Linked DNA regions of Homo sapiens: region 1 is linked to region 2. Evidence: chromatin loops called from intact Hi-C (ENCODE). Cell type or tissue: tibial artery. All regions are shown on one strand. Links, peaks and the distances in the headings refer to the core of each region. The heading gives the core; the rest is flanking DNA.

Region 1 (4,390 bases), core at 175-4,174, 1.3 Mb after region 2:
TGCGTTCTGGCGATGCTCTGATGACACACGAAGTAATAGGCTGTGTGACTGTCACCAGCCTGATGTGCAGTTGGGCTGCAGAACCCTGTGATGCTGCCTAGCCCAGCCAGCCCCAGGTCACTCCTCAGACTCAAACTTGATTCTGACACCACCAGCACCCGGGATGCTGCCTAGGGGCTTTCTCTGGTGGCAGGAGCATGTCCTGGATTAGGCCGGGGTGCCCGGAATTGACCATCCTGACCCTGTGGAGCGTGGGCTGGTGAAGGAATGCACCAGCTCCCACAATGAGCACGGGCCCAGCTGCCCACGTGGGATCCGGCTCCCAGACACCCTGTGCCCTCACCTCTTTCCTGTCTTACCTCCCGCTTCCCTTCAGCTGCTGCTCAGGGCCACCTTCCAAATTTTGGTCTCAGGGTTGGCACCTGCAGAAGACAATCCAAGGAATTTAGATTCATTCATTTCAGATACTATTCTTTCAATTTTAGGGACTATCTTAAAACTTAGTTTGGTAATATGTAAAACACTTATAATTTCAAAGTCCAGATATTACTTCAGAGTCTATTTCAGTCTCACTTCCACCATTGACCCCTGTCCTCCACAGCAACCACTTTAGTTTTTTATCTTTGTACTGTTTTAAGAAAAAGCAAATATATATTTGCATTATATGATATGTACTCTGCCCCTTATCAATAGGTCTTCCTCATCCCTCCTTCTGGTACTGAGTTCCCCACTGTACGAATTAATGTTCCTAATCCCCTACTGATGGACATTTTGATTGTTTCCAGTTTTACAAATGCCACAGTGAAGAACTTGGTTGCAAACATATTTAGGCGTGAAAAGAACTCTGTGAGTAAAGTCCTTTCATTTTTTTGCCAGAGTTTTTTTTGAGGCAGTCTAGAATTGCTGAGTCAAAGGGCAAATGCCACATACTTTTGTTAGATGCTGCCAAATCCTCTTCCATGAGGTTGCAATGTTCTGCATTCCACAGTGACGTATGAGAGTCCTTGTATCCCACAGCTTCATAAACAAAGCATGATGTCAAACCTGCACATTTACCAATCACACAGGTGAGAAATTTTATCCTAGTTTCACCTTTGTTTTTGGTTCGCATTTTTATGACCAGCTTTTTTATGGTGTAATGCACAGAAGATAATGAACACACTCTACCCACAAGCTTCTTCCTGTGCCTTTGGAATCTGCTCCTGCCAGTCTGCAGGGAACCACGGATCTGCTTTCCGTCACGTAGGAGGCATTCTCGACACCCTCTGTACACAGTATGCACTTTTAAAATTTGGCTTCTCTTACACAGCATAGTGACTTTCAGATTTATTCAAGCTGCTGCGTGCACCAATAGTCCGCTCCTTCCTAGTGCTGAGGCCCCCATCACATGAGCACAACTGTTTCCTGTGTGTGATGTGTTGTTCTCTGGCTGTGCACTGCCAAAAAAGACATCATTAAAAAAAAAATCTAAATATAATGTAAAACCTGCCTTGTCTTAGGAAAAGTTTTTCTGGCAGTGGCTCACACCTATAATCCCAATACTCTGGGAGGCTGAGGCAGGAGGACTGCTTGAGCCCAGGAGTTTGAGACCAGCCTGGGCAAGATGGTGAAACCCTGTCTCTGTAAAAAATATAAAAATTAGCCAGGCATGGTGGCTCACACCTGTAGTCTCAGCTCCTTGGGAGGCTGAGGTGGGAGGATTGCTGGAGCCCCGGAGGTGGAGGTTGCAGTGAGCCGAGATCACAGCACTGCACTCCAGCCTGGGCAGCATGGCAAGACTCTGTCTCTACCAAGAAAAAAAACAAAAAATTAATATAAGGAAAAACAAAAGGTTTTTCTTACCAAAAATACACTTTAAGGAACAAATTTATCATATTAAGTTGGTGCAAAAGTAATCGTGGCTTTTACCATTGAAAGTAATGGCAAAAACTGCAATTACTTTTGCACCAACCTAATATTACTTTCTAATGACAAACTTGGAAATAATTGTCATTGTTCTCTAAAAAGAACAGCCTAAAAATAAAGCAGCAGCCCATTTACTTCTATGCCAGTTCTTTTAGTATTTGGTTATTTAAACTGGTGGTCCCTAACCTTGTTGGCACCAGGGACTGGTTTCATGGAAGACACTTTTTCCACGGACAAGTGTGGGGATGGTGGGGATGGTTTGGAGATGAAACGGTTCCATCTCAGATCATCAGCATTAGATTTTCATAAGCGGCGCATAACCTAGATCCTTCGCATGTGCAGTTCACAACAGGGTTCCACTCCTATGAGAATCTAATGCCACCACTGATCTGGCAGGAGGCGGAGCTCGCCCAGTAATGATATGACAGGGGGCGGATCTCACACAGTAATGCTTGGACAGGAGGCGGAGCTCACACGGTAATGCTCTGCCGGGAGGCGGAGCTCACACGGTAATGCTCTGACGGGAGGCGGAGCTCACACGGTAATGCTCTGTCGGGAGGCGGAGCTCACACGGTAATGCTGTGACGGGAGGCGGAGCTCACACGGTAATGCTCTGTCGGGAGGCGGAGCTCACACGGTAATGCTCTGGCGGGAGGCGGAGCTCACACGGTAATGCTCTGACGGGAGGCGGAGCTCACACGGTAATGCTCTGCCGGGAGGCGGAGCTCACACGGTAATGCTGTGACGGGAGGCGGAGCTCACACGGTAATGCTGTGACGGGAGGCGGAGCTCACACGGTAATGCTGTGACGGGAGGCGGAGCTCACACGGTAATGCTGTGACGGGAGGCGGAGCTCACACGGTAATGCTGTGACGGGAGGCGGAGCTCACACGGTAATGCTGTGACGGGAGGCGGAGCTCACACGGTAATGCTGTGACGGGAGGCGGAGCTCACACGGTAATGCTCTGACGGGAGGCGGAGCTCACACGGTAATGCTCTGACGGGAGGGCGGAGCTCACACGGTAATGCTCTGTCGGGGGGCGGAGCTCACACGGTAATGCTCTGGCGGGGGGCGGAGCTCACACGGTAATGCTCTGCCGGGAGGCGGAGCTCACACGGTAATGCTCTGCCGGGAGGCGGAGCTCACACGGTAATGCTGTGACGGGAGGCGGAGCTCACACGGTAATGCTCTGTGGGGAGGCGGAGCTCACACGGTAATGCTGTGACGGGAGGCGGAGCTCACACGGTAATGCTCTGGCGGGAGGCGGAGCTCACACGGTAATGCTCTGACGGGAGGCGGAGCTCACACGGTAATGCTGTGACGGGAGGCGGAGCTCACACGGTAATGCTCTGGCGGGAGGCGGAGCTCACACGGTAATGCTCTGCCGGGAGGCGGAGCTCACACGGTAATGCTCTGACGGGAGGCGGAGCTCACACGGTAATGCTCTGCCGGGAGGCGGAGCTCACACGGTAATGCTCTGCCGGGAGGCGGAGCTCACACGGTAATGCTCTGCCGGGAGGCGGAGCTCACACGGTAATGCTCTGCGGGGAGGCGGAGCTCACACGGTAATGCTGTGACGGGAGGCGGAGCTCACACGGTAATGCTGTGACGGGAGGCGGAGCTCACACGGTAATGCTCTGACGGGAGGCGGAGCTCACACGGTAATGCTGTGACGGGAGGCGGAGCTCACACGGTAATGCTGTGACGGGAGGCGGAGCTCACACGGTAATGCTGTGACGGGAGGCGGAGCTCACACGGTAATGCTCGGACGGGAGGCGGAGCTCACACGGTAATGCTCTGGCGGGAGGCGGAGCTCACACGGTAATGCTCTGACGGGAGGCGGAGCTCACACGGTAATGCTCGGACGGGAGGCGGAGCTCACACGGTAATGCTGTGGCGGGGGGCGGAGCTCACACGGTAATGCTCTGGCGGGAGGCGGAGCTCACACGGTAATGCTCGGACGGGAGGCGGAGCTCACACGGTAATGCTCTGGCGGGAGGCGGAGCTCACACGGTAATGCTCTGGCAGGAGGCGGAGCTCACACGGTAATGCTCTGTCGGGAGGCGGAGCTCACACGGTAATGCTGTGACGGGAGGCGGAGCTCACACGGTAATGCTCTGTCGGGAGGCGGAGCTCACACGGTAATGCTCTGGCGGGAGGCGGAGCTCACACGGTAATGCTCTGACGGGAGGCGGAGCTCACACGGTAATGCTCTGACGGGAGGCGGAGCTCACACGGTAATGCTGTGACGGGAGGCGGAGCTCACACGGTAATGCTGTGACGGGAGGCGGAGCTCACACGGTAATGCTGTGACGGGAGGCGGAGCTCACACGGTAATGCTGTGACGGGAGGCGGAGCTCACACGGTAATGCTGTGACGGGAGGCGGAGCTCACACGGTAATGCTCTGGCGGGAGGCGGAGCTCACACGGTAATGCTCTGTCGGGAGGCGGAGCTCACACGGTAATGCTCTGGCGGGAGGCGGA
Region 2 (4,390 bases), core at 251-4,250:
TATTTTTGGTAAGAAAAATCTTTGCTTTTCTTCTATTAATTTTTTGTTTTTGTCTTGGTAGAGACAGAGTCTTGCCATGCCGGCCAGGCTGGAGTGCAGTGCTGTGATCTCGGCTCACTGCAACCTCCACCTCCCGGGCTCCAGCAATCCTCCCACCTCAGCCTCCCAAGGAGCTGAGACTACAGGTGTGAGCCACCATGCCTGGCTAATTTTTATATTTTTTACAGAGACAGGGTTTCACCATCTTGCCCAGGCTGGTCTCAAACTCCTGGGCTCAAGCAGTCCTCCTGCCTCAGCCTCCCAGAGTATTGGGATTATAGGTGTGAGCCACTGCCAGAAAAACTTTTCCTAAGACAAGGCAGGTTTTACATTATATTTAGATTTTTTTTAATGATGTCTTTTTTGGCAGTGCACAGCCAGAGAACAACACATCACACACAGGAAACAGTTGTGCTCATGTGATGGGGGCCTCAGCACTAGGAAGGAGTGGACTATTGGCACACGCAGCAGCTTGAATAAATCTGAAAGTCACTATGCTGTGTAAGAGAAGCCAAATTTAAAAAGTGCATGCTGTGTACAGAGGGTGTCAAGAATGCCTCCTACGTGACGGAAAGCAGATCCGTGGTTGCCTGCAGACTGGCAGGAGCAGATTCCAAAGGCACAGGAAGAAGCTTGTGGGTAGAATGTGTTCATTACCTTCTGTGCATTATACCATAAAAAAGCTGGTCACAAAAATGCAAACCAAAAACAAAGGTGAAACTAGGATAAGATTTCTCACCTGTGTGATTGGTAAACGTGCAGATGTGCCGTCATGCTTTGTTTATGAAGCTGTGGGATACAAGGACTCTCATACGTCACTGTGGAATGCAGAATATTGCAGCCTCATGGAAGAGGATTTGGCAGCGTCTAACAAAACTACATGGCATTTGCCCTTTGACTCAGCAATTCTAGAATCTGCCTCAAAAAAACTCCAGCAAAGAAATGAAAGGACTTTAGGCACAGAGTTCTTTTCACAGCCTGCATGTGTTTGCAACAAAGTTCTTCACTGTGGCGTTTGTAAATGTGGGGAAAAGAGAGATCAGGCTGGTACTGTGTCTGTGTAGAAAAGGAGGACGTAAGAAACTCCATTTTGATCTGTACCCCGAGCGATTGTTTTGCCCTGAGATGCTGTTAATCTGTAACTTTAGCCCCAGCCTTGAGCTCACAGAAACCTGTGTTGTATGGAATCAAGGTTTCAGGGATCTAGGGCTGTGCAGGACGTGCCTTGTTAAGAAAATGCTTACAGGCAGTACGCTTGGTAAAAGTTATCGCCATTCTCCATTCTCGATAAACCAGGGGCACAATGCACTGCGGAAAGCCGCAGGGACCTCTGCCCAGGAAAGCCGGGTACCATCCAAGGTTTCTCCCCACTGAGATATGGCCTTGTGGGATGGGAAAGACCTGACCATCCACCAGCCCGACACCCGTGAAGGATCTGTGCTGAGTAGGATTAGTAAAAGAGGAAGGCCTCTGTCTCCTGCCTTCCCCTGGGAACGGAATGTCTCAGTATAAAACTGATCGTACATTTGTTCAATTCTGAGATAGGAGAAAAACCACCCTGTGGTGGGAGGCGAGACATGTTGGCCGCAATGCTGCTGTTACTCTTTACTCCACTGAAATGTTTGGGTGGAGAGAAGCATAAATCTGGCCTACGTGCACATCTAGACATAGTACCTTCCCTTGAACTTACTTGTGACACAGATTCCTTTGCTCACATGTTTTCTTGCTGACCTTCTCCCCACTGTCACCCTGTTCTCCTGCCACATTCCTCTTGCTGAGATAGTGAAAATAGTAATCAATAAATACTGAGGGAACTCAGAGACCGGTGCCAGTGCGGGTCCTCTGTATGCTGAGCGCCAGTCCCCTGGGCCCACTTTTCTTTCTCTATACTTTGTCTCTGTGTCTTATTTCTTTTCTCAGTCTCTCATCCCGCCTGATGAGAAATACCCACAGGTGTGGAGGGGCTGGTCCCCTTCATTCTATAGTTATTATAAATGTACAGGAACATCAAAAGGAACTTGTTTGTATAATGTCACAGTACAAGGTACGTAGCCCAGGAAATGACCAATCTGATGGGTGTTATAACCCATCCAAGCCCCCTGCGACCACCGTTTTTAAAATAAAAAACTGGTCCTTTCCTTGGCGATACAAGTAAAATAATAACTAGAAGAGAAGAAAAAGAAATTCCCAAACAAGTAACTTTAAAATTTGATGCTTGTGCAGCCATTAATGGTAACAAGCTAGAATTAAAATGGAGTTCTCTTAACTAGGAAAAGAGCTACACAGTAAAAAATAAATATGTTTGTCATAAGTCAAGGATCTGTGAAAATTGTGCCTATTGGCCATGTGTTATTTAGGCTACTTAAAAAAAGGACAAAAAAGACCCAGTTCACCTTCAAAAAGGGGAAGCCAATCTCTCCTGTGCTGCCGGTCACTGTAACCCACTAGAACTAATAATCTCTAATCCCCTAGACCCCCACTGGAAGAAAGGAGAACATGTAGGCCTGGGGATTGATGGGACAGGGCTAAACCCCCAAGTTGCTATTTTAGTCCGAGGGGAGGTCCACAGGCACTCTCCCAAACCAGTGTTTCAAGCCTTTTATGATGAGCTGAATCAGCCAGCACCAAAGCTTCAGAAAAAGACAGAGCCACACACACCCTGCATCACCCAGGCAGGGAAAATGAGCTGGGCTGTGGGTGCTGGGAAAGCCATGCCTGCAGCCCCCTTCAGAGTCAGGCTGCACTGCACAGGGAGCCTGAGAGAAAGGTGGAGAGGCCTCCTGAGCCCGGCTCTGGGCATCACAACAGCTGGTGCCTTCCAGTCAGGTTTGCACCGCCAGCTACGGGGAGGTGGCTGGCTGACGGTGAGTTGGTGCCCAGGGTTCTTGGTCCCGTCCCACATGGCAAGACACAGACAAGACTGCCCAGCCACACAAGCCAGTGAGTGAGAGGAATTCCCCAAAGTGTGTGTCTGGAGGCCAGGTGGGTCCCTCGACCTGCATCTAAAGCCCTACCCCCCTGCCCCCGACAGCCTCCCCTGAGGTGGGTCCCGGCACACGGTTGCTGCCTCCAGGACAGGGGACATGAGCCCACAGTGTGGGCCGCCCCTGGCCATCCTCCGGGGCTGGCCATGGCCATGGTCGTGGCACCCTGGGGGCCCAGTATGCAGCAGTGGAGGCCACAGTGACAGGAAGTGCCAGGGTGGTCTGGCAGGCGCCCAGGCCTTCCCTGGCTTCAGCCCGTTGTCTGGCCAGTTGCGTTCCCCAGGGGCCACCCGATGCCTCTGGCACTCTCCATGCTGGCTGGGAAGACCAGTGTCGGCCACTTGGCCGTGGGCAGCCTCCTTCTGGCACTAGCACGTGCCCCTCCCTCTGTCCTCGCTCTGCCTGCCACGTCCACTCAGCCACATGGCACCGGGGTGTCTTCACCTGTCCAGCCTCCAAACCTGGTGGGCCTCAAGGGCACAGAGCTCTGCCCACCAGGCTGACATGCCCCTAGGGGGGACTGGACTGGACTCAGGACGGTCCCTGCTCATGGCAACCTTGCTGTCCACCTGGGCTCCTCGGCCTGGGTGAGTCCTTACTGGGGAGAGGGCTCCTCTGCCCTCCAGCTGATGGGTGTGTGCTGGCGGACACAGGTCAGGAAGCAAAAGCAGGAAAACCAGGGAAGGGGCGTGCAGTGTGGAGGCGAAGAGGGGTCCTCCCCTGGCCAGTGTGCGTAGCCAGTTGCACCTCACGTCCCAAGGCCATGCCCAGGAGCAGCCCCCTGCTGTGTGTCCAGGGGGCAGGGCACTGACCCCACTTCACCTTCCCCTTAATCCAGCCGTGACCCTGCTCCACGCCAGGATGCGCTGGGATGGCTCGGGGGCAGCACCCTGCACAGCAGCTCTGGCTCTAAGCTGCACAATCGGATGTCTTGCATAGTCACCGGCTAATCCAGGACAGGCTGGTGAAGGTCACTCGCCTGGGCATGAGTCGCCACCCTGCACCCTGCAGGACAGGTAACTTGGAGAGGGCTCATGTTATCTTATTTAACAAAAACATTGCCCAGAGCATGGTATGATAAAGACCTGGCAGGAATGGAGAGCGCCTCCCACAGAACTTTCACCAGGTGCAGGGAGGCAGGATGCCCATGGGGCGTTTGGGCAGATGCCACAGGGCGATGTTGGGTGGGACCCCCAGCTACCGGCTCCAGGAGGGGTGAGGAGGCCTTGGGCTCCTCTTCCAGGCAGCCCCACTCAGAGCCTTGCACAGAGGGCGGCGCTGCATGGAGGGGCAGCCGGAGCCAGGCCAGGAGCAAGAGGGCCAGAGGGAGGCAAGGTGCAAAGCAAAGCCTGGAAATCCAGACAACA

What was found. Hi-C counts contacts between places; a loop is a spot of excess contacts. Peaks named below come from ENCODE experiments on the same cell type or tissue, not always from the same donor. Only the 100,000 strongest peaks of a DNase experiment are listed, where the experiment ranks them.
Region 1: it touches region 2 in a loop (38-fold over the local background); 3 of 110 quality-filtered maps call a loop at or near these places.

What each region holds. Positions count from the first base shown.
Region 1 is chr5:260,355-264,744 of GRCh38, reverse strand. It overlaps a transcript of SDHA not described here. Among named protein-coding and RNA genes, the nearest start is that of PDCD6-DT, 9.0 kb to the left of the region's middle. In tibial artery, for the core only: no CTCF peak of the experiment used is centred there; no DNase peak of the experiment used is centred there; H3K27ac peaks cover 2,038 bases.
Region 2 is chr5:1,565,018-1,569,407 of GRCh38, reverse strand. No RefSeq gene overlaps it. Among named protein-coding and RNA genes, the nearest start is that of LPCAT1, 43 kb to the right of the region's middle. RefSeq lists an enhancer at 2,718-3,699. In tibial artery, for the core only: no CTCF peak of the experiment used is centred there; no DNase peak of the experiment used is centred there; H3K4me3 peaks cover 413 bases; H3K27ac peaks cover 3,890 bases.